Regions from separate parts of the Mus musculus genome. Here all the other regions are linked to region 5. A link is a loop called in an ENCODE intact Hi-C map of the cell type or tissue named here. Cell type or tissue: left cerebral cortex. All regions are shown on one strand.

What was found. Peaks named below come from ENCODE experiments on the same cell type or tissue, not always from the same donor. Only the 100,000 strongest peaks of a DNase experiment are listed, where the experiment ranks them.
Region 1: a loop joins it to region 5, with 5 times the contacts of the local background. A loop is called at or near these places in 2 of 42 quality-filtered maps.
Region 2: it touches region 5 in a loop (6-fold over the local background); 4 of 42 quality-filtered maps call a loop at or near these places.
Region 3: a loop joins it to region 5, with 2.5 times the contacts of the local background. A loop is called at or near these places in 2 of 42 quality-filtered maps.
Region 4: a loop joins it to region 5, with 2.4 times the contacts of the local background. A loop is called at or near these places in 2 of 42 quality-filtered maps.

Annotation. Positions count from the first base shown.
Region 1 is chr6:81,658,649-81,663,648 of GRCm38, forward strand. No RefSeq gene overlaps it. Among named protein-coding and RNA genes, the nearest start is that of Gm26264, 23 kb to the left of the region's middle. In left cerebral cortex, no CTCF peak of the experiment used is centred here; DNase peaks (open chromatin) are centred at 1,702 and 2,426; H3K27ac peaks cover 1,979 bases.
Region 2 is chr6:80,016,552-80,021,551 of GRCm38, forward strand. Lrrtm4 (leucine rich repeat transmembrane neuronal 4) reads left to right here and starts at 2,326. Exons shown (of 3, transcript NM_001134743.1): 1 at 2,326-2,635. The coding sequence starts at 2,629. In left cerebral cortex, a CTCF peak has its summit at 2,365 (motif pointing right); DNase peaks (open chromatin) are centred at 2,393, 3,120, 3,504, 4,222 and 2 more places; H3K4me3 peaks cover 2,999 bases; H3K27ac peaks cover 1,984 bases.
Region 3 is chr6:81,411,577-81,416,576 of GRCm38, forward strand. No RefSeq gene overlaps it. Among named protein-coding and RNA genes, the nearest start is that of Gm38838, 32 kb to the right of the region's middle. In left cerebral cortex, no CTCF peak of the experiment used is centred here; a DNase peak (open chromatin) is centred at 2,242; H3K27ac peaks cover 546 bases.
Region 4 is chr6:81,586,517-81,591,516 of GRCm38, forward strand. No RefSeq gene overlaps it. Among named protein-coding and RNA genes, the nearest start is that of Gm26264, 49 kb to the right of the region's middle. In left cerebral cortex, a CTCF peak has its summit at 3,050 (motif pointing right); DNase peaks (open chromatin) are centred at 690, 861, 2,382 and 3,415.
Region 5 is chr6:81,766,470-81,771,469 of GRCm38, forward strand. No RefSeq gene overlaps it. Among named protein-coding and RNA genes, the nearest start is that of Gm32223, 40 kb to the left of the region's middle. In left cerebral cortex, a CTCF peak has its summit at 2,941 (motif pointing left); DNase peaks (open chromatin) are centred at 1,602, 2,434 and 2,912; H3K27ac peaks cover 1,596 bases.

The DNA.
Region 1 (5,000 bases), 110 kb before region 5:
GATCGCTCCATGTATACTTTTTGGTTGGTGGTTTAGTCCCTGGGAGCTCTGGGTAGTCCAGTTAATTGATATTGTTCTTCTTATGGAGTAGCAATCCCCTTCATTTCCTTCAGTCCTTCCCCATTGCAGTCCCCAGGCTCAGTCGGATGGTTGACTGTGAGTATCTGCATCTGTATTGGTCAGGTGCTGATAGAACCTCTCAGGGGACAGCCATATCAGGCTCCTGTCAGCAAGCGTTTCTTGGCAACAGCAATAGTGTGGGGATTTGGTGTCTGCAGATGGGATGGGTCCCTAGGTGGTGTGGTCTCTGTACAGACTTTCCTTCAGTCTCTGTTGAGATAGTATTAATGAAAATGAAAGTATTATCTAGCTAAGAACATAAGAAGAGTGTGTTTCTTGAACAGCCACACCAAGGAGGTAGTGCCATGCAGCCAATTCAAAATGGCAGAGATGGTAAATGACACAAAAATGAATGTACATATTCCTGAACAGAACAGACTGCAAAATAATATAAGTAGAGTGGTTTTATTTTAAAGTATTGGGGCTCTTAAGATTTTTAATTTTTCTTTAATTTATTTTTATATGTATCTGTGTTTTTCCTTCATGCATGTCTGTGTGCCTGGTACCTATAAAGGGAGGCCAGAAGAAGGAATCAGGAGTTCCAGACAGTGAAGTAACAGCCTCTAGGTGCCGAGAATCCAACCTGGATCCTCAGGATGGACAACCACTGAGCCATGTCTCCAGATGCTTTAAAAATATAATTATGTTATATGCATGTGTGCATGAGTACACTGGCCTCAGAGGCCAGATGAGGGCATCCAATGCCCCTGGAGCTGGCTGTGAACTCCCTGACATGGGTGCTAACGACTGAATTGAAGACCCCTGCAACAGTAGCAAGCACTCCTAACCACTGAGCTATCTCTCCTGCCCCCATTTCACAGTATTTGTATATGTGTATTATACATACACACACACAGGTAATATTAAAAAGAAAGAAATATTTTATTTTGTTTTATTTTATTTTATTTTGTCTGGGAACAAAGGCTCAATGTATTTGCCTTTCTTTTTGTTCATTTTTAATTTCTAATTTCATTACAATGTATATGTCTTTAAAAAAATAAAATAAAATAAAATAAAATAAAAGGATCTTGTAGATCCTCAGCTGGCCTCAAACTTGTTATGTGGCCAAAGATGACCTTGAACTTCTGCTCCTTCTACTGCTTGCTACCTCCTGCGCACTGGAATGACACTTGACCATCACCAATGGCCAGTTTATTTGATGACAGAGACAAATTGAAGGATTAATGCATGGTACACCTAAGCCACACCCTCAGCACACACACGTACACACATACTCTCTCTATATAACACACACTCTATATAAATTTGCTTTGACAAGGTGTTCAAAGGTACAAATACCATGGACAAAAGGCTGGACTCCTTGTGTCCTGCTGTGTTCCTGACAGTCAGGCCCCACCCTCCTTCCCTCCTCTGAAGGGCAGCACGGGGAAGCGCAGAAGCGCGGTTCAGAATTCTTTTCAATGTAACTTTTTCTTTTCTTCTTGACACAGGTGCATTGTGCTGCTATCTAAGAGTAAGCAAACATTTTTGTTCTTGCCAATTTTATCTTTCCTTCCCACTTCAAAAGTCATGGGAACTAAGATTTAAGAGTCGCTGGCTGTCATGTGTTGTTTTCTTGAGTGTCCCCCTCCACCCCCGAATTCCACTGTTCTGATCATATCCTGCCGAGCTTCTCAAAGACATCTTATATAATTCAAAAGCCTTATGCTACAAAAAACGTCAACACAGTTTCTCCATAAGCCCTCAGCAAACCAGTGTCAAACACGTTGGCGCCACGGGATAGAGAGTAAATGGTTTTTACATGTTGCGTGTGCTTTTATTCCTTAACAAAAGCTAAGAGAGGAGACCATTTCCTCTCCCTCCCCTCTCCCCTTCCCCAGACATTTTTTCTCTTTCTTCTGCTTCCAGTGCCCTTGAAAGCTGTATTGAACCTGACAAAGGATAGACTAGCAGGGAGTGGGAGAAACTAAAGATGCCAAGGGGTTCCGACTCCCTGTCTGAAAGTCTGTTTAGACAGCACCTGGGTCACCCTCCTCTGATGGGCTTTACTCTGTGTGTTATTGTGTTTATGTCATAAGGGGGAAGAAAAGGAAGCATCCCTCGCTGCAGAGTGCTGCACTATTGAGTTCCAGTGCCTTCCCTTTCCTCTCAGCTACCTCATTCTGTTTGAAGGGACTGCCTTTCCAGTTTCATCTGTGATCGCCCACAACAGTCTCCTCTTTGTTCCGCGGAGTGACCTTTCCCTTTGAGGAAGGGTGAGACGTGTCTTGAAACCTAAACTAACTTTGGCAGAGAGGTCTTTAACAACAACAACAACAAAATAAAAAGGAACAGAGGCCTCCCCGCACAGAAATAAATACTGCTGGTTTCATTGTGATGCGTCGCGTGTTTCACTTTGCATTCTGCTTGGGGATTTCAAAGGACAATGCCAGTGTTCAGAAATGAATGCGACATCACAGGCTGGAGCTTCCCTGGGGTACCGTGGCAGTCCAAGCCTGGCCTTGGAGTTATTTTTATTTCTTGGAAGAGGGTTGGGTTAAGAGGGAGGCTTTCGATCCTGCCAACATCAAGTGGTTTCAAGAGTGAGCAGCTGGACAGTCACCTTGGGAGGGAAGGAGCAGAGCAGTTTGGCCCTGAGACCCAAAGCTTACCAGCTTAATGCATACAGAGAGGAGAAACCCCGGGCCTCCCTTGCCTTAGGCTGAAGCTCTACTTTAAAGTAAAGAACACATATGTTCAAAATGGGGAATTAGAACCCTTTACAGAATGGAGAACCCTCCCTTTTCCAAAAGCCCCTCATCATTGCCACTGTCCACGTGGCATACTCACATGCAGTGAGATTCAGGTAGAGACAGCACAAATTGGATATGGATGGATGGTCCAAGGGGAGACTTTCAAGGTTTTCAGCTGTGAAATTTGAAAGGGCAGCTACAAAGCCTGACACTTCCTCCCACCTTTGCTCCCTGCAAGGAAGCTCTCAGATGTCACCCTAGGCTAGGGCCTGACCCTAGGATGGGTTCCTTTCTTCCCAGGAGCCTAAGGAGACAACTTGCTGAGCACCCCACAAGTTAAAATAAAATAATCTATTGAAGATGTTAAAAACATGTATTGAGATTGCTAGTCAAAGGAAAATATAAATCAAGATGGCTCTATAAAACCACTCCAGCATATAATAGAGTGCTCTGAATAGCATTGAGAAAACGTATTGTTAGATGTCTTTCTACCTCAAATGAGCAAATTCCACCACATGAAGAAGAGCATATCTAAAAATATAATTCTTTTGTTAAGTTCTACAGTTTTCTATGAATACAGAACTATTTTGTATTTAACATGTGCCCCCAAAATAATAAAAAAGTCAAATCAACAAACCTCAAAGTTCAGGTGTCGTAAGAATTGTAACGTTCAGTGTAGAACACACGTGCCCCATACTGGCCATCATCATTACGGCTTCTAAAAGCACTCTGGGCTAATGCATGCAAACAAGAACAGAGAGGCTGCCCAGGTGAAGGATGGTGTTTGTGATGGTCCAGGCCAGGGAGTGGTGTTCATCCCTCTCACGGAGACTTCACACAGGTATAAAGGGGCCTGGAGAAAGATGGGGAAGCTGGGCTTCTACATTAGGAAGATGGACACCAAGGACTCAAGGCAGGGCTATTGTACCTGCTCAAGGGCCCGATACTTTTCAAAATAACTTACTTGAAAACCAAAGAGTCCCAAACACTGCGGTTGAAGTCTTCTGAGAAACCACATAAATGGAAAGGTTCTGGATAATAACTCAAAGCATAAACAGCATGAATCTCCACCGAGGTAAAGAAATGGTTGTACAAACAAAAACAAGGGAGATCAGCTAAATCTTCCATATAGATGCACCCCAAACAGTATATGGGAAACTCCTCACTCCTGAAGAAAGGGCTCTCTATATGTTTCTTTCAAGGAGAACACTATGGAGAAGCAAAGGTGGAGGGTGGGTTATTTGGTGGGAATATAAGATAGACACCACTTCAGCCAAGCAACTGGGTCATCATCTCTAGGACTGAATCATGCTGGTAGCATGAACTGCTTTATATGTTACAAATATACAAATATCATATGGCTTCTTCCCATGCTTCCCCCCCTCCACCATCTCTTCACTCCAGTGTGGCCATGAGAAAAACCATCTGATAAATCGCATTTGAAGTTTATAGCAGGGCAGCTCAGGAGTTTGAGGTATTTGTCACCAAGCCTGACAAGCTGACCTCTGCAAGTTGTCTTCTGACTGTGACACACACATGCATGCACACACACACGAATAAGTAAATAAGTGTAAATTCAATCTCAGGTCAGAAGTTATCTGCAATGTATCTGAGCGGTACCATTCTGAAGCAAAGATTATGATGACTGTGGTAGTGTGGCAGAGCTAAGGAAAGGTGACACTAGGTCTTCTGTAACACTCTAGATGCAGCCTGGAACAGAAGGGGTCTGATCCTGGGCAAATAGGAAGGAAATCAAATGGTAATGTTGGTCTATTTTTAAATGACTTTCATAGAGCCCCAAAGCAATACTTTTCTTGTTTACTTCAACCATTTCCATTTCAAAGAAGCTTCTATCTTGCTTGGTTCCATAAGTCCTTTTGACTAAAGGCTTCTATGGCCAAATGGTGCTACCATTTTCATGAAGACTCTGCCCAGTGAATGAGAGGCCATGTCCACAGTGGAGGAAGAGCTGAGTTCAAGATTCCGAGATCTTATCATTGCTAAATATTTGTTTTCAGATTAACAGGCAAAAAGCCATTTTTTTCATAGCTGTTTTAATGTGAGTGCCTGGTTGTAAATAAAGCCAAGCATTTATGTGTTCTATTTGGGGCATTTTCTAGTCTTTGTTGTGGAATAGCTTATGCTAGTCTTTGTTCGTTTTTCTTCTGTTCATTTACATTAGCTCAT
Region 2 (5,000 bases), 1.7 Mb before region 5:
CCTCAGTGCTGAGATGCATCCAAGTCTGTATGAACCATGTCCAGTCAGTACTTACTAAATCTTGATACTTTTTTCCACTTTTCCATTCAATGAAAGATTTAGTTTACTTTTAGCAGAGGGGGAGTTGCAGACGGGGATGGGGGTAGAGGGATTATAAGCTATTTAATATTGTTACTGCCTCCAAATGCTCCAAACTACTGAGGCATCTTTCCAGCCTCAGATCTTACCATATTGTAAGCCTATTACCATACAAAATAATATTTTCCCATCAACTGTCAAAAATGCTTCTCATATTGTAGATTTAAACAAAAGAAAACTTACACATTTGTGGATAGATAAACATCATGCCTAACTACATATTCATGAGATGAGAAACTAGAAAATACAGACAAAATATCAGAGCAGATGAAATCAAATACACCCTAGTTCCATCTTCCACTTAAAATCTGCTCTGAACATTTCATTCCCACCCCCTCTTCCCCCCCCACATACACAAATAAAATATTCCTGGAAAGAAACCCTACTGCTTTTCATTTTCTTCTAGTTCCTGGCTTCTTTGATCCTACCTGACCTACACTATATATAATATCTGGCCAGCCAATCAAAAAATATTCTTTTAATTTTACTTTTTTCTTTTCTGAATCAACAATTTCCCCTTATCCACCTTCTATCGCTGAATATTTGGGTGGGGTTTGTGTCTCTATGTGAAATACAATAATTTGAAGAGACTGTATATGTATCATTTTCATTGATTGATTTATTTCATTTCAGTACCCACAATTACATTGCCACTTGTGGTATGAATTTGCATTTTAATAAATAGTAAGTCTTAAGCCAAAAACACACATCTCTAAAGTAGCAGCTCAGGCATCAGTCAATGGGGGGGATGGATGTAGGGAACCGGTGATCCCTTTTTTGTTCTTTGAGAAATGTTAGTGACTAGACCAGCATCTGTGACCTTTTGCTCATAAAGCTGAGGGAAATTACGAGTGTTCATCGTCTTTTCCTTCCATTTCAACAAATAATATCTGATCAGATAAACTAAAACCAAAGCATTACTAAAAATTATCCATTTGTGAGGATTGACTCCAGCCATAGAAGTTTCTGTAAAACTCTTTTGATGTTTTCAAAGCGGCTGAATGGGGCCTGTGACTAAGTAGCAGTCTTTGCACTGCTGCGTTTATGTTTTGGGTTACTCTAGGTATTCTTAAATGATTATCTGTCAGAGTAATTATAAAATAGCTAAAACTAGGGAACACAACAATGGAGGTATGGGACCAGAGAGACAGCTCAGTGGTTAAGGTCATATGCTCCTCTTGCAGAGGACCCAGTCTCTACTCCCAGATGCTATGCAGAGACTGCCCATGACTTCACTTCCACTGGATCTCATGCTGTCTTCTGGCTTCTGTAGGCACCAAGCACACACATGGTAAACAGACATACATGCAAGCCAAATACTTATGCACATAAAATGTGTAGGTGTCTGATACAAATTCAGTGAGAAATATAAATTTTTGAAAATCACTCATTTCAGATTTTTTTTTTAATTTCATCAGTACTAATTTCAGGATAGTCTGCAAATTTTAGAAAAGGGCCAGGATAATATAGGAGAATGCTCTTGTTTCTTTCAGGGTGGTAGGCACAACAGAACAGATTATTTGCACAAGAAAAAGTTCATTGGAAAAGTGAATGAGTGTTAAGAGAAACAACTGCAATAATATTGACAAGCTTTAGTTCAGTTATTGTCTGACATCAGATCTCCATTACCCAGACACTTGGTAACCCAAAAGCACTTAAGTTAAATATATAAACTTTTACAAAGTCATATTATAAATCACTTGATAAATGTACAGAGTAATAGGCAGAATAGGTGTTATTGACAAAGGCTGAGAATGGATGATCAGACTTAAAATTTTCATGATGAACTATCTTTAAAAGCATAGTGTGCTCTCTCTCGAATGGGATGGCATCCTTACGTGGTTGTTTTTTGAAAACGAAAATATAGACAAACCAAAAACAATCATAAATACAATAAAAAAATTATTCCTGCCATTAAAAATGAGGACATATCACTCGTGGCACCCTGAAAAGCATTTTAAACCAAAAACCAACTTTCCAAACCTACGGATCACAGACATTTGGAGGGAGAGAGACCTAGGAAGTTGCTAACAGCTGCTGCAGCTGTGAAGCATAAACCCCACCATAAACCTTTTATAATTTATACTACTGGAGCGGCGGGGGGTTGGGGGGGGGGTGATCCTGTGCCTTTAATTTCCCTTTCTGAGCAGGGAAGGCTGCACAGCCCTGACAAGCTCACTTGTTCCTGTCTTTAATGTGCAATCTGTTTTCTCCAGCGGAGGGCACTCAGTGTATCACAAACTCGAGCATTAGCACCAACCAGCTCTGAGCACCATCAGTCTCTGGAAAGCCTTCTGAATTAGACAAGGGCTGCCTCTCAGCACAGCTACAAAACACTTTCAACCTGACCAGCTAAATGGATAAACCTAGCCTGCATAGCTTTTAAACTGGGGTCTCGTACAGCACAGGCGGCCTGCTTGCTTCAACAGCTGAAAAATCCTGAGGATGAATTGCTTTATCTGGGAATGGCAAAAGCCCGCACAATAAGGAATGCCAGGTACTCTGAGGATTTTCCTTTCCTTTTCTTTTTCTTTTTTTTTTTTTTTTCTTTTTTAATCCCTTCTCCTCTCTCTCTCTCTCTCCCTGTCTCTCTCTCTCTCCCTCTTTTTTTTCCCACAGAGAAGTTGGTTACCTCCGAGATGAGCTGTAGCTCTTTTCACAGATTGCCAATTTACTGCTAATGTGCCCCTAGTGAATTATACAATGGTCCTCAGAGCCTAGAGGCCCTCCCCCTCCGGCACCCCCCCCCCCCCGCGGCTTCCTTTTCCCTGCCCCTTCATCCCACCCCGTGCTGATTTTTTTTTTAAGTATACGTATATCTATATTATTTGTGTGTGTGTGTCTGCCTGTCCTCTCCGGGGAAGTTTACATGGGGCTACGGGCTCACATGCGGGCTCAGAATGGTTTGAATGACAGCTGCACTGTGTCATGAAGGTGGTGGTGATTTCTACAGGAGAGACCAAATAAGAAGAAAGCTGAGAGAGGGGGGCAGACGGTTTTTGGATGACAAAGGATGGGTAAGCGAACTTTTGTTGTTTTCTTCTCAGCAAAGCTGATCCTAACCCCCCGCATCCTCAGCTGGGCATTAGCTGCTAAAAGACCAGGAAACAGGCACAAAGCGGCAACCTCTACTTTACCCGTTGTCTCACTATAGTTGCTATTATATTTTTAGATCCTTTTCTTTTGGCAGTGTTTTATTTTTCTTTTCTCTCTCTCTCTCTCTCTCTCTCTCTCTCTCTTTTTAATCTATAAATGCATAGCGCGGACTTAAACACACGCTGGAGGGATAGCTTTAAGACTGTCTCTAGCGTCTGCGTATCCACAGCTTGAGAACAGGGTATGAAATAAATACCGTGTTTGCTTCTATTTCCTGATAATCTGAGCCACGCTTGGGTTCGGGTTGCCGTCAAGAAGATTGTTAACACTTGGCTATGTGGGTGCAGGGGTGGGGTCCCTACTTTATCAGAGGTGGCACCGGAGGCTTGTTTGATCTTGGAAACTGCATCCTGAATACAGCTTCCAAATTTCCAGTAGTCATTTGCCAGTTTTGTTTTTTTCAAGTGTGACTGGCTTTTTTTTTTTTTTTTTTTCCCTCCCTCTTTCTCCTGTCTGGGAGAGCTGGGTTGTATTTCAATGAGACTGAAGCTGACAAGAAAACAGAGTGCAAGATCGAGTTAAATTTTAAATTATATAAATAAATAGAAAGATAAATAAATAAAAGAAGAAGAGAGGGGGGAAAAAAGGACAACTCTGAGGGGGGCATTTTTAGACTAGGATGTTATCTCTTAGTTTAAAAGATGACTATTTAAAAAGAAATTACAGCCTGCAGTAGTCACTCTCTGTCTGTCTGTCCCTCTCCTTCCCGTTAAGAAATAATATACCTACTATTGAAGGTGGAGAGGAGTCCCCTCTCACGCAATGATTTCAAAATGCGGCATAAATGCTAATAGATTGCAACTTTGCAGGCTTTCTGAAGTTAATGGAGGCAGGGAGAGATGGAAAAGCTCTCAGTGAGAGACTTCAGTAGGTCAGGATGGTGGGGAGGCTGATAGCAGGCTTCCTTCCTTATCTCTCAAATTTGCAAGGGCAACTATCTGATGATAAAGACAGCAATGTATCTAATAACGTGATTAGTTTATATTCTGCATATTTTGTATACAAACTTGCTCTCTTAGCTAGGGCTGGGGGTGTCTGTGGTATGGGTGATCATGTGTCTTAGCTCATGTATTCCTGGACATGGGGCCAAAGTACACAATAATATATGTTTCTTAACCATCTGTTATAAACCATGTTCTGTGGGCTGTCTGTGTATATTCCCTTGCCATTTTTCTGGGCTCGGGGATTGCAGCCCTTGTGTGTAGTCAGTATGTAATTCAGGGAGAACAAACTTCTACAGCATCCCGGAAGCTCTTTTGCTAAATCACAGCCTGTTAGCTCAACTAGGAAAGAGATGCCAGAACCAGGTGTCCTAAGTCATGGTTCTGACCTTACCAAAGGATGCAGTATAGTTCTGTTCAGTACTATGGGTCGATACAGTGACATCCAAATGTTATTGTTAGTCAAATGTCAGCATTCAATGAAAAGCAATGCCAGAGCGTTTCAGGGTTGGGATAGAGTAGCACTCTGGAAACTCAGAGAGGTTTTTTTCACAGATCTATAGTTCTGTGATGTTATGAGACTAAGGAGGAAAGAATGAGGTCTAAGCAGCAAGCATGGAGCACTAAAGGAAGTAAGATTTTTAATTGTTAAAATGTGGTCTTAAATGTCCTATACGGTTCTTACCTTAAGACAGGACATCCCTGCTCTGGGTGAGCCAGGGGTACCAATAGTGACTGTCAGTGTGACACCCCTAATCTGGACGA
Region 3 (5,000 bases), 350 kb before region 5:
ACCTGAAACTCCTGAAACTCTCAAGCCTGGCTAGGCTGACTGGTCAGTGAACCCCAGGGATCTCCCTGTCTGTTACTCCCCTGTGCAGAGATGATGATGTTTGCTTCCATGGCTAGGCTTCTTGGTTTTAAACCAGGTTGCTGGGGATAGAGCTCGGGTGCTCACATGTGGGCTACAAACACTTTACCAACTGAGCCAGCCCCAGTCCAAGAAGTCTTTCTGTCATTGCTAAGCCACCAAGAGCATAGCTGGAGAGAGACAGCTGCTCGAGACTTCCTTCTAGGTCAGAAGTTTTCAGGCCATCCTTCTAGCGTCAGTAGGATGAGAGGGCGGGGTGAAGCCTCTGGTCACAAGTGTATCAATTTGACAGAGCTTTTCTCACTTCTATTTTGGAGCTACGTTTGAGGAAAAGTCCCTGGTAAATACATTAATCTTTTTATTGATTAAATTTTATTCTTTGAGAATTTCATACATTTATACAATAAAATATGGTTGCATCCACTCTATTCTTCTCCTTTAACTTCCCCTGGATCTCCCTACACATGTCCACCTCTGCACTTCATGCCTTTTCCTTTGCTTTTGAAAAGCCCACTAAGACCATGTGGTGTTGTCATTTATGTGCATGGGTCTGAGGCCATTCACTGGAGCACAGGAAACCTACAAGTTTCCACAAACCCAAAGTCTCTCTCTCTCTCTCTCTCTCTCTCTCTCTCTCTCTCTCTCTCTCTCTCTCTCTTTCTCTCTCTCTCTCTCTCTCTCTCTCATCCCCCCCCAGGGGGCTGTCAACAATCAATCATTCCTCATTAAGAGATGAAGTCTGGAGAGCACATACCCTATGGGTGAAGTATAGCTGCCTTCATCTTGTGCAGCAATCACAGTAGAGCTGAGTTCATGGAAGCAACAACCATGCCATATCTGCTGGACAGCATTTCCTAACATTCCTCCCCACCACAGGCTCTTGGGTTTTTCTGCTTCCTCTTCAGCATTATTCTTTGAGCCTTGGTGGAAGTTGGAGAAACAGGAGGGAAGTGGTCAGATTTGGGCTGAATACTCATGGCCACTCATTCTTGGCATATGAATCAGTTACAAATCTCTGCATAGACTACTGTCCACTGTAGAAATAATCTTCTCTGATCAAGGCTGAGAGCATCTAAGTTCAATGGGTATAAATATACAATCATCTCAAAAGAAAAGAGAACCCCCAGCTCTTCAACACACCAACAGCTCCACCATCCTGTTGTCATTACACAATCAACCTGAGAGGTTTATTGCCCACCCACTTGCAAGCTGACTGTTATTAGCCAATTAAAGAGGAGACTTGCCATCTTTTATATATCATACTTAATGAATTAGATAATCTCAGCATAGTTACCATGGTACACTATTTATAAAGACCTGAAATTTGCTTCTAATTTTTCAACTGATTAGAGTTTAATTTCTCTTGTAAATTGCCCATAAGTAACAAGTACACCATAGCAGGGCATCCAGGTTTACAGCAAAATAAAATTTATAGGATTGAGCTTCTTCAGTTCTGAAGCTAAACACAGTACACAGGTTTTCCTTGTCAGTAAATCTCTCTCTCTCTCTCTCTCTCTCTCTCTCTCTCTCTGTGTGTGTGTGTGTGTGTGTGTGTGTGTGTGTGTGTGTGTGTGTGTGTTTAAAGCAGAGTCTCACAGAGTCAAGGCTGGTCTCAAATTTATTATATAGCAAATGATGGCTTTGAACTTCATATGCTACTGCCTATCCCCTCCAAGTCCTGAGATTACAAGCTTGCACCACCAACCCTGGCTTTATGCTGTGATGAGGATCAAAACCAGGACCTCAAGGGTGATGGGTAAACGCTCATCTCACTGTGAAACTCCCCTGGCTGTGCACCACTGTGTTCTCCAGACTCATTTGAACAAGAAAGGCACAGATGACTTGACATATAGAAATAGAAAAACACAGCCACAGTGACAGAGAAATAGTGGTTCTTCCTTTAAATACAGTATGTTCCCTCTCTGCCTTCATTGTGTCTCTTTTGACTATAAAGGCACTCCGATAAAAATAAAGAGGAGACCTTCTACCTGAGTACATTTGAGTGATGTATTTTTCTCTCAATACCTTTAAATAAACCAGATCATATTATGTTTTTCTCATCTACCCCTCTGCCTCTACCACCCTCTGTCTCAGATGTACGTACCTCATTACAACACACGTCACTCATTTTTAGTCTCTGACTTGCCAGCATCCCACACAGACCTGCTGTTCCATCTCTACATGTTAATTCCCATAAATAACTGATATCCAAATTAGAGTCTTGGCGATACACTAGGAAAACTTCTGTTGAGAATCCTGAAACTCAACGGTTATTTAAGGCACTGGAGGTTGTTAGAGATTTGTTGAATTCTTTCTTGAGATTTCAACAAGACACACATTACAGAAGGTTCATACTGTCCATTGTGAAAATGTCGTCACATATAAAGTACCACAAAAGTAGCTAGAGAAGATTCCACAGCAACTCCTAAGTAATGCATATGTCCATAAGCTGCTTACACAGATACAGGATAAATTATATACCAAACACATATGTGGCTCACTGGATATTGAGAGATATAGAGCACTTTAAGGGTTTTAGATTAAGATAGATTAAGATGTTCATTCACTACACACAGAGAGAGAGAGAGAGAGAGAGAGAGAGAGAGACAGACAGACAGACAGACAGACACACACACACACACACACACACACACACACACACACACACACCTTGACAATAAGTACCCACACTATGCTCTCAAGTTACTCCAAGGTCCAAAACAAATACACTGCTGCTTCAATTTGCTGAAATAACCTGGGAAGTATATGTCTAAATTTTCTAGTTCATGAAATGTGAATTGAGGATGAATTGATTTGTCTTCTTTATTCTTTAGAAGGGATCTAGCCAGAGGAAGTTTCAGCCTAGCACACAAGGGAAACACTATTGAGAGAATGAATGACCTGTCCATGCTGGAGGCACAGGTTAAACTAGTCAAGATCAATAGTTAGCTACCGCTACCTGCACCCTTTTTGTCAGCTCTATCTTCCACAAAAATTCTGGCTTTTCAGAACTATTTTCAGGGCACCAGAGAAGGCCAAAAATATTCTTATTGGAGAATGTTAACTTGTTTCTGTAGAAATTTTGCCAGACAGTGATGGTACACACCTTTAATCCGAGCACTTGAGAGGCAGAAGCAGGCAGATTTCTGAGGTTGAGGCCAGCCTGGGCTGCAGAATGAGTTCCAGGACAGCCAGGGCTATACAGAGAAGCCCTGTCTCAAAATATATATATATATATATATATATAGATAGATAGATAGATAGATAGATATAGATATAGATATAGATATAGATATATAGATATAGATATATAGATAGATAGAAAGATAGAGAGAGAGAGAGAGAGAGAGAGAGAGAGAGAGAGAGAGAAAACCTTCTATTCTTAGTCAAGATTTCTCATCTTTGTCATTCTAGGAGAAAAAGAGCCACAGATGATACACAAATAGGTTTTACAAAAGTTAGTAAGTCGTGGGTCTTATTTGTTCTGTGATGCGTAGTGTGCAAGCCCCTAGAACTAATAGAAGGCAGGAATCCAGTTAAGTATTTCCCATGCCCCAGTGGATGACCCCAGGGCCCAGTGAATGCTACCATGCTCTCATGGATAACTCCATGCCCCAGTGAGATAACCCCATATCCGTGCATTTAAATGAAGCACTGGCTAACTGATTGGACTCAGTGAGTTTAAAAATGTGTTCATCAATTAGAATTTATAAAATGAAAACATGAAGTTGGTTCCAGGGTAAATGGAATGGAGCAAGTGAGGGATGGATATTTATACAAGTATGAACTTGAAAGAAATAAAAAAAAAAAATAAAAATGAGGGCTAACACCTGAATTGTCACTTATACCTGCTAGGAGAGGGAAAGAGGGGGAAAGTCAGTTTTTTTGTTTTTTGTTTTCCTAATGGAGTGCCACTAGGTATATCAACCATTTGAGGGCAGGTCTTGTGTTCAGGAGAGGTTAACAGATATATGGTGGATTCCACAGCTTTTATGTGCTTCTGTTTGTATGTGGTTTAGTTGGGCTTTGAGGAGGTTGTTTTCTTGGTTGGGGGCAAGTTGTTATGTTGGGGTTTTGTTCTTTCAGATCTTGAAGTCTAGTAGGTGGGCAAAGGGAGATCTGGGGAGACTTGGGGAGGAGAAGAATGTGATCAAGATATATTTAGATGTAGAAGGTATTTTGAAGAGTGAAAAATAAAATAAAATGCTATAGAATAAAAAAAGAAATCAGGACAATTCAAAAATGATGAGAAATAGGAAGTATTGAATAGAGTCTTCTTGATTTAAATTACTAATAGTAGTTTAAATGTATATTCATGCTTACTAAAATTTATAATCACCTACTTACATCTATTCCTGTAGCTGTACTTCACATTAACAAAAAGTCACATAAAAAGAATTTAATAAAAATTAAAAATGAGAAAGAATACATAAATAAAAATTTAATATTGGAAAACAAATCTTCCCCATAACAACTGACACTTCTAAAATTTGTCAAGGGAGGCTATGAAAAATAATGGTTCTCTCGGTGTAAAGTGTGAAATGTTGTCAAGGTCTTTGCCTGAGTTGTAATTAAGATGACTTATTAACCGAAGATTAAAAGGGACCTATTGTCCTAGGTATTCTAAACTCATATTACAGTCATTCAAATGAATTGCCTGCCTGTTCACATTTTGTCTTAAGCATGGCAAACCTTGACATAATGGTCCAACTAGGACTCGAATCAACTTAATTAAGCAAGAGCAGCATGGAAACATGTACACTCTTAGTTAAATTAATTTCTCTTTTGTAAGGAGTCATGAGAAGAATATGCATTAGCATATGAACCATGAAAATATATCCATTCACTCCCCAAATGGGATATAGTCACCAATATCCTTCTACAAAATGAAGTGCTTACTTAATAACTAGAAACAACACACA
Region 4 (5,000 bases), 180 kb before region 5:
CCCAGAGCTACTTAAAGCTTGTGGTTTAGTGGAGGAAATAGACATGAAATAATCATTCCTGTAAATCACTGGTACAGAAATTAGAATGTTTGAGATAAAAGAATGACAACAATGGGGAGATGATTCAGTGAGCAAAGTAGCTTGCCGGACAATATGAGTCAATTTCCAAGAATCCTCATGGTAGAAGGATAGAACCAACTCCTGATAGCTGCTCTCTAAGCTTCACACTGTGGGGTGTGTGTGTGTGTGTGTGTGTGTGTGTGTGTGTGTGTGTCCCTACTGTCACTTTAACCAGAACTACTTTTATTGCTACTTTCACAGATAGAAAGCCTGAAGTACATTAAGCACATGGCTCAGGGTCAAAAGGCTAACAACCTGTAAATCCAACTTAAATCCACCCTGCCCCTGGAGTTTATGAGGTTGACCAGGAACTGATCCAAGAGAGTTTGGCTGGGAGACTAACTCAGCCAGAGCTTGAAGGTTTTCAGAAAGTGGCACTGAGAATGGCTTTTAAACCTCAGATCTGGAAAATGGTAGGACTTCCTTAAGAACAGTTGGGAGACTGGGGTGTTCCAGAGGGAGGGAGAGACTGTACCCAACAGTGCAGAGACAAGAGCTGCATCAGAGAAAGAGGCAGTGAGCTCAGGAGCCGTGGGAACCTGACACTGATGTAAGTGAGATGCGGAAATGTCCACAACTAGAGTCTTAATTTTATCCTAAGACTAAAAATAATGGAGTAGAGCAATTGCCCCGTCTCTGTCACTCTAAGTAGCTCACCCGGCCTGGTTGAGATCATTACATTAGAATGAAAAGTCTTGACTTCTCCCAAAAAAATGATGAGTGGAGAGGAAATTTCCCTCCAGCTTCCACAAGAGTTTCTATGACAGTCAGGCTGAGTGGGATGATACTGAGACTCCTCAAAGCTTGCCTTTAAAATACAAAATCTAACAGAAACACCACATGGTAAGCATTCACAGTAGAGGTGACTCAAGTAATAATACATATTTGAAAATCTAGATCATGGGCTGGAGAGATGGCTCAGCAGTTAGGATTACTGACTAAGTCAGGACCTTTGGAAGTACTCCTTCTGAATTCTTATTACTTTGGAAGTACTCCTTCCAAAGGTCCTGAGTTCAAATACCAGCAGCCACTTGGCGGCTCACAACTATCTGTAATGAGATCTGATGCCCTCTTCTGGAGTGACAGCTACAGTGTACTTACATATAATAAAATAAATAAATCTTTAAAAAGAGAAGAGAAGAGAAGAGAAGAGAAGAGAAGAGAAGAGAAGAGAAGAGAAGAGAAGAGAAGAGAAGAGAATCTAGATCATTAGAAATAACCAGAAAAGTATATAGAGGAATACTTTGGAATGTGGAATCTGTACATAAATATAAGAAGGGGGTGAAAGCTAAATAAACAATCAATGGTGTGCTCCCCAAAATGAATTCAGTTATAATCACTACCATCTTATCAAAAGGAAAACAAAAGTATATATCATAGACATCTGAGTCCATCTCTATGGAGATGATTAAACACTGCCCTGGCTCAGGAAGTTAGATCAATGAGTTAAAGGTGATTGCAGCCAATCCTGCCATCCTGAATTCAATCCTCAGTACCTATCCACCCACATGGTACTAAGAAAAAGCCAACCCATCCACACGGTGGTACAAGGACAAAACAAATTAGACACACACACTAAATAAATAAGCAAGTAAATAAATAAATACATAAATAAATAAATGTTTTGAATTTTTCCAAAAGGTCTGCTTAATATTGGTAACAACGATGTTTCCTAATTGTATTTTTAAATGACAAAAGGTATACAAAACAGCATGAGTTTATTCTGTTTTGTGTTTATTATGTGTTTGATAACATTATAAAGGAATTTCATTAAGCAACATAAACTCATCTGTTAATACAGAGAATGACTAGCAATCATATGCATAAAATAGCAATGCTAATTATTTTTAAAACTATCTCCAATTTGATAATTCTTGATTTCTAATAAACTTTCAGTAAAAATTTATTTTATAATAAGAAAACTGCACTTTAGTGTGCACTAACGTAAACTTTCTAATGCACAGTTGGAAAAGGGGCAGCTGCAGGACATGCTTCTGAAATTCAAGAAAAGTTTATTTTAGAGCTTTAAATAGAACTTAAAATTTTAATATTAAAAAACAAAACCCTTCGCTTCCTCCTTCCTTCTCTTGTGTGTGTGTGTGTGTGTGTGTGTGTGTGTGTGTGTGTGTGTGTGTGTGTGTGAGTGTGTGTGTGTGTGTGTGTGTGTGTGTGTGTGTGAGTGTGTGTGTGTGTGTGTGTGTGTGTGTGTTGTCATTTAAATGAGAAATGTCTCCCACACACTCATGGCTCATAGTGGGTGGTTCTCTCTAGGAATGTGCTAGAAGCCTTTAAGAGTTGGAGCATCCCTGGAGGAAGCAGGTTCCTGGGGAAGGCCTCTATGGCTCTACAGCTGGGCCTCACTACCAGTTCCCTCTCTACTTCCTGAATGTAGATAAGTTGTTATCAGTCCCCTGCTCCTGTCACTAGACTTCCACACCATTATAGACTTTATCTCCCTGAAACCACAAACCCAAAGAAAGTCTTTCTCTGTTACACTTTTCATCTCAGGTTATTTTATCACAGCAACATGCATGTAAATAACTAAGATGGTATTATGTGCACATGTACCTGCAGACATGTACATACAAAAACACAAATGTGCTATGTATTTCCCAAAAATTCACAAATTGAACTCATCAACAGTATGGCCTTGGTAAAACTCTCATGACTGAAACGTGTGCCCTTATAAGTAAGGACTTCTAGTTTGTCCCATCACACAAAGTTATGACAAAAACATGACCACCTGAGAAATAGCTGCTGTGTAAAATACAGCCAGTCTTTTGGTCTTTGTTCAAAAAGGAACAGGACATACATAGATGCTTGATGGTAACTTCCTGGAAATGTCAACTATGTTTAACTCACTGTCAAAAGCTGAACTTTCCACAGGGATGCTTTGGGATTTTTGATGTAGTTCAGTATTCCCCAGTTTCCTCTGCAGCCCACCAGGTGGCAATGGGACGTACGCTTAGCCCAGAAATAGGTTTCATTTGAGTATAAATATTGCACAAAGATGAAGTGAAACCTCATTATGTGATTTTTTTTTTTCTAGAAATGTCTGGTACCCTAAGAAATAACCCCTGAGCGCTGCTGTGAGTATACATATTTTACTAACTGGATTGTAGTGGCAAGTGCTTATGGGTAGTCTCCTTTCTCTCCTCTCGTACAGAAACACAATCCCAAATACGCATCTCCCCTCCGAGTCCACATGCCCTCAGGCAGTGGCTAACAGAGCTGGCTTCGTCCTTTATGTTGAGTTGAATAACTCGTGGCAGTAAAGCACCAGGCTGGCAGCCCTGCCACTGAAGGCAGCCAATTGATCACACTTGATGGATGGCACCATGGTGCAAACAGAGTGTGGAGAGATCCCTTGTCAGGAGCCGGATCCACCGATGCGTGGCACCAGGTTCTCCCTGCTTCCTAAATGCAAGTCAAAGACGTGTCTGCTTGTATGGACTTCACCTCCCGTACCCTGTGCTGAGCAGAGACCTCCATTTGTGAAGTGCATGCTTACTATGGCTGGGTAAAAATTGCTTTGTCTGCTCTCATGCTTGTAGTATTTAAGTAAGCAAATTAATCCCAAGCAACTAAGGGGTCTTATTATCTGACCCATGAGAGTAAATTTAAATTCTCCACTCCACCTAATGTTGTGGAACCATAAACCCGAATAAAACCTTTCTTCTGTAAGTGGACCTGTTCACGGTGTTTTATAACAGCAACAGAAAGGTCACTGGTGTGATACATGCTGAGCCATCTCTCCAGTCGACATTGTTGTCCTTGTCGTTGTTTTAAACAAAGATGATTTTGTGCTTTTTTTTCCCTAACTCAAACTCACACTCCATCTGTACCTTCTAATAGACCACATGTTGTCTATTGACAATGTAGCAACCTTCTGTTGTGACTGTCCCCCAGCAGGCTTGGATGCCCATGACATGTCATCTATAGGTTACTCTCTGAAATTATACTGTCTTCTTATTCCCATTCATTTCCACTTTTGCAAAAAGGATCCCCAAGATAGAGCATTTTTACCACTGTATCTTCAATGTAAATCTCAGCAAAAGAAAGGCTTTCACCAAATAACATCAGAAAATCTAACTCAAACAATATCCTTTCTGCCATATGCAGTATACTAAGTACTTCTTATATTTCCTTTCGTTGAATTTTCAAAAATAATGACATGTTGAGAATAATAATGCTCATTTTATTGACAAGAAGATTGAGTTTGGTTTAAAAAAAATAGATAACTTGCCTGGGATCCGAAAGTGAAACAGAGGCAGAGCTGGGATGTACATACCAGGCTGCCTCACTCCAAGACTGCTTCTGTAAATGCTGTGCCCAGTGCTCCTTGTACTGGCTGGTTTTGTGTCAACTTGTCACAGCTGGAGTTATCACAGAGAAAGGAGCTTCAGTTGAGGAAATGCCTCCATGAGATCTGGCTGTAAGGCATTTTCTCAATTAGTGATCAAGGGGGAGGTCCCCTTGTGGGTGGTGCCATTTCTGGGGTGTAGTCTTGGTTCTATAAGAGAGCAGGCTGAGCAAGCCAGGGGAAGCAAGCCAGTAAAGAACATCCCTCCATGACCTCTGCATCAGCTCTTGCTTTCTGACCTGCTTGAGTTCCAGTCCTCACTTCCTTGGTGATGAACAGCAATGTGGAAAATGTAAGCTGAATAAACCCTTTCCTCCCCAACTTGCTTCTTGGTCATGATGTTTGTGCAGGAATAGAAACCCTGACTAAGACACTCCTAATGGATCCATTGAGGCTGAGGATAAGAAGGTGGGGACTTTAAGTCAACTGACTTGCCTTTAGCAAGCATAATAGGACAAATCAGAAGATGGCACTAAAAGTATCTAGTGACAACATAGCCGCTGGACCTGGAGAGATG
Region 5 (5,000 bases):
TGCAAGCTTTTGCGAGAAACTGGAAGAGGCTAGTTGGCTAAGGAGTCTTTGGGACCCGCTATGTAAATCCTGCTGCCTCCAAAAGAGACAAAAAGTATCTGGCCATTTGGAATCTACAGTGAACTGTGGATGTGTTGGAGTCTCTAGCCGATGCACCACCACCATGCACTGCCTAATACTTCTCTACCTAGGTCTTGTCACCTAAAAGGAGGGGATTTCTACTTAGAAGAATGTTTCAAATGTAGAAACGTATGAGAGAGAGACTTCTCCATCGGTCCATAAGAGAAAATTCTAGGTAAATTCCACGCATAGGCCACTAATCCTGAGCAGATTTTTGGCTCTGAAACCCCTATGTAGTCCCTCAGTACAGAAAAGAATGTTGACAATGAGAAAGACTGGCTGGCCTTCACTCCTTCCCTGGGCTGCTGGGTGCACCCCATTTGGATGTATCAGGGCTCTTTTCTGTAATTCAACTGAAGGCCATAGTGGCTTTTGGGACACTAAGTAATGTTGGTATAGATACCAGCCGTCATCAGACTCAGGGTGCCGCTGACATGTGGCAGAGACGGGTGCACAAGTGATGATAGATAGAGCCCAGGGCTGCCTCTAGATGCCCTAAAAACAAGAGATAATTCTCATGATGAAGACTGCTCCGTCTCAAGAGGTACAACTTGTTACTGTGGGGAAACCCTATCATCAGTTATTAGAGGCTCAAAAGATAGATTCAGCCAATAGCTGCTAGAGACTGCAAGTCTCAACACCCCAAAATGGAATATGTCATAAAAGACAAAAACACAAAGAGAAAGGACATCACCTAGAAAAGATTCCTTTCTTTTCCAAATAGAACTGAGAGGCTGGGTCTGGCCCCTGTCTGTTGTAGTTTGAATGTGAAGTGTTCCTCATGGGCTCCTATGTTTTAACACTTGGTCCCTTGTTGATGGCTCTGATTTAGAAAATAAAGCCTTGTTGGTGAAAGTGGGTCCCCTAGGGCCTTGAGGCTGTGTAGCCTGTCCCCACTTCTACTGATCACAGATTCTAGGCAGCCAGGCACCTTGCCCGTCTGTCTTCATGCTTTCTCCACCACAAAGGGCTGCCTGTATCCTTCCCTAAACTAAGCCACAATAAACCCTTCCTCCTCACCCATGTTTTCTCACAGCAATGAGGAAAGAAACACAAAAACTCCCAACCCAGAAGGCAGCAGAAACAGACCCACAGTGGGACCTTAATAAATATGTATAAGGGGGCTGGACATGGTGGCTTGCATATGCAGTCTCTGCACTTGTGAGGCCATGGTATGAAGATCATGAGTTCAAGGACACCCTGTGATGTATTGTGAGGTTCACAAACCCTGTCTCAAAAAAAAAAATGACTAAGTCTCAGGTTTCAGCTGACTGAAGTCCTATATAGGAAAGAAGAGGGGTGGGGGAGAAGGAATGACAATAGCTTTGAGGTTAGCTCTCTGTGGCCAGCCTGGGCCACGTAATATTGAGCACATGAGTCACCTGGGGAATCTCTATAAAAATGCAGATCTGGATTCACTGGGTATAGAAGGAAACATGAGAGCCTGGGTGCCTGGCTTCCAAATGAAGGTGGCATAGTCCACAAGGTTGGAAGGATTTTAACTTCAGTGCAGAGGAGGCAGAGACAAGAGGATCCCTGCTGCTCAGAAGCCAGCCAGCCTATCCTAGGAGTGAGATCCAGGCCAGTGGGAGGGAGTCTTAAAAAGCAAGGTGGATGACTTCTGAAGAACGAGAGCCAGGGCTGACCTGCAGCTTCCTTCCACATGCATACATACCTTCTATGTGTGTGTGCACGCTCACGAGCGCACAAGTGAGGTGAGGTGTGGGAAGAGGAAGGAGGCAGGAGGCAGGGAAGGAGGGAAAAGGGAGGGAGAAAGAAAGAGATTGTCTAGATTTGAAGTCAGAGCACTAACCAGGTATCTCACCCTCCATCGTCTGCTGTAGAAAGCAAGGAGGGTGCCAAAATCCCATCTATACCGACATCAAAAACCATCAGGATAAATAAGTAAGAATTTTTAAATTATGTCCTGACATGACTCCATCAAGAGTTTCAGATATCATTTCAACTAGCTTCTTTTTGTCTAAGTAAGAAGAAATGCTCAGAGATGTATTAACTCGCCCAAGGTCTTCCTGGTGACTGATTGGCTATGGAGGCTGGACCAAAGCCTTCCCTTCGCCTGCCCATCTAGCATCCTTCTTGGTGCTGACTGCACAGTCTGCCGGGTAAACAGCACTGCAGCTCTGGATGTTGTTTACTTGGCTGTGCCTTTCCACAATGCTGTTGCATAACGCTTGGCTAAAACTGAGCCTTCCCATCCCTCCAAACTTTACCTGTCACTCCATCCAGATTAGCCACAGCCAGGCACATTGGTTCCCTGCGTCATGGCCCTGAAACCAACTGTTACACCACACTTGCTGCTCTGATATATGAGAGAACAGAAACCAAATAAATGAGGGAGAGAGAGGGGGGAGGAGGGAGAAAGAGAGAGAGAGAACCAGCCAACAGAGCAGACACTGAGCTGGGATTGAAACCCATTTTGATTCCCTGTGCACATTGCAAATCTTTTCAGACAGAACACAGCCCTTCACAATTTGCCAGACCCTCATTAGCTCAGCAGTCTGTTGTCTTAATACCAAAATCCTGCATATCGATAGAAATTCAGATGAAGGGAAATTAAATTTAAAGACAAACATCCTGTCATTTATAGGTCCAGTTTAAGAATCCTGCCCTCCAATAATTTTGGAATAATCTTGAGACTGATTGTTTTTGGTTTGTTTGGTTTGGGGTTTATTTTTTTTCCCTACAAATATATGATATAAGACTGTTCTGAGACTCCAAGTTGGATTCCCATCTTGGGTCTTCTTGCCTCCCAAGCTGGGTCTCCCTTAGTCTCATGGATTTTAAGTGCCATCTAGTGGTCAACTTTCAAACGTCAAAACTAATTTGAAATTTAACTTAACAAGCATAATTGGAGAATGTGTGGTCTCAAAATCTAGATTTAATCTTATTACCAGAAAATCACCATGGATCAATCACACACAAATTAAAAATATTTAAAAATTATAAATACAAATTTTCAACTAATCCAAAAAAGCAATGTGAGCAACATTTGATAAATTCCCAACTCTTTGATCAAAAATGTATAAAAGCTTTGGAAGGACTTTTTCCCCACTGCATGGTAGAGACATAACTTATTTCTAACTTTAAAGGGTCTTACCACTTGTGTTTTCCATTCGCTCTGACAAATCTACCCATTTTCCCACTACAGAGAAAAAACAATGACTCCGGATTTTACTCCATAGGAAGACAAACTTCTTTATAGTCAGCCCCACATATAGACAGGTTTCAGAGGTATTCCACCAGCTATGAATGAAGAATTTCATCTTTCCTAAACATGCAGGTGTTTCCCCGTGTCACTGTTCTCTAAACAATTGAGTACCGCCATTTGCATAGTAGTTGCATTGACTTACGCATTATGAACTCTAGGGAGTTGAACAAAGCACTTGAGAGGCTATGTGCCTGTTGCAAGCAAATGCTCTGCCAGTCTACATATAGGACTTGAGCATCCTTTGAGCTGGAGGACAGAGCTTATTCCCTCAGATACTGAGAGATAACTGAGCTTGTGGCTTACTCCTTCAAGCAGAAGGCGAGTGAATGCACGGGTCCCCACTGCCCCATTCACACACACTTCAGTACCTATTCTTCTTGAGTTTGCACTCTCATAGCCCCATCACCCGCACTTGGGTGACACTGAATAAATGGTTGTATGATTTCAGTTTCTCTGTCCTTGTATAACAGCAGACAAACCAAGGGGAACAAAAGTGAGGGAGGGTGTCTATAGAACCATCACCACATCCTAAGGGATGGCAGTTCCAGACAAAAACCCATGGATAGCTGCTGTGGCCTCACGATCAGAGGGAAGGTAGGGCAGGACTCCATCTAGTCTGAGAAAATATGTACAAATCAAATGCTGCCTGGGGGCGCTGAGCAGGTATTTCTTCTACTGCACAAATGTAGAGCTGCACAGCAGCTTCCATTTCAAATGATTAGATGTTCTTGAGCAGAGGCTACCACTAAATCCTAGCTCACTGCAGCCCACTGGATTGGGGTTTTGATACTATTTGTTTTCTGAACAAAAATGATAACCATAGACGCATAGACAGAAGCAAAATGTAAGACATAAATCAGCCTTCATGCATTCTGTAGATACAGCTGTCTTAAAACCCTTTGAATATTTTTTCCGTGTACGTGCCTAGGGATAAAGGTTAGGGTCATAAATATACCTGGGTTTAGTCACCTGACTTTTTTCACCTAATATGTGCACCTCTTCAAGCTATTCAGCTCATGGATATATTGCGTGTACTACAATTTAGTGAACCAATTCTTTAATTAGATTACCTCTAAATGATTGTCCTTACATCTAAATAATTCTGAGATTAACTTCCTTACAAACAAATAAGATGATATAAAAATGTACAGGTTGGTTTCTAAAACATGGATTACTGGACCACTGGATGTGGATGTGTTTAAGTTCTGTGATGCACAACCACAAACTGGTTGGAGAAGTGTGGAGATGAGTAACAGTCCTGCCAGTATCCTGCAAGGGGCCACTGGTGGCCTTCTTTTTGAGGAGAGTGGCTGCCATCCACCTTCCCTCCCCTCTATTCTTCACAGTGTCAAGGTATGATGAGAAGGCTCAACCTCCTAATCTTCTACTTTGTGGGTGCGGGTCTTGTGACTGTCAAAGCTGCATGAACATCTCCAGAATCCATCCCAGGACATCTCACACAGGATGTAAGCAATCCCAGGAACAACTGCAAGTCTCTCAGGCTCTGGGAGAAGTGTTAATTGATCTGTCTTCTACATTTCTAAATTACTGTTGTTTAAAGTTTTGTCTGCATTTTGTAATCCCTTTCCAGCTTCCTTATTGTTGTAGAGTAACTTCTATGCTCTCTATAACCCAGAAATTACTAAAGGAG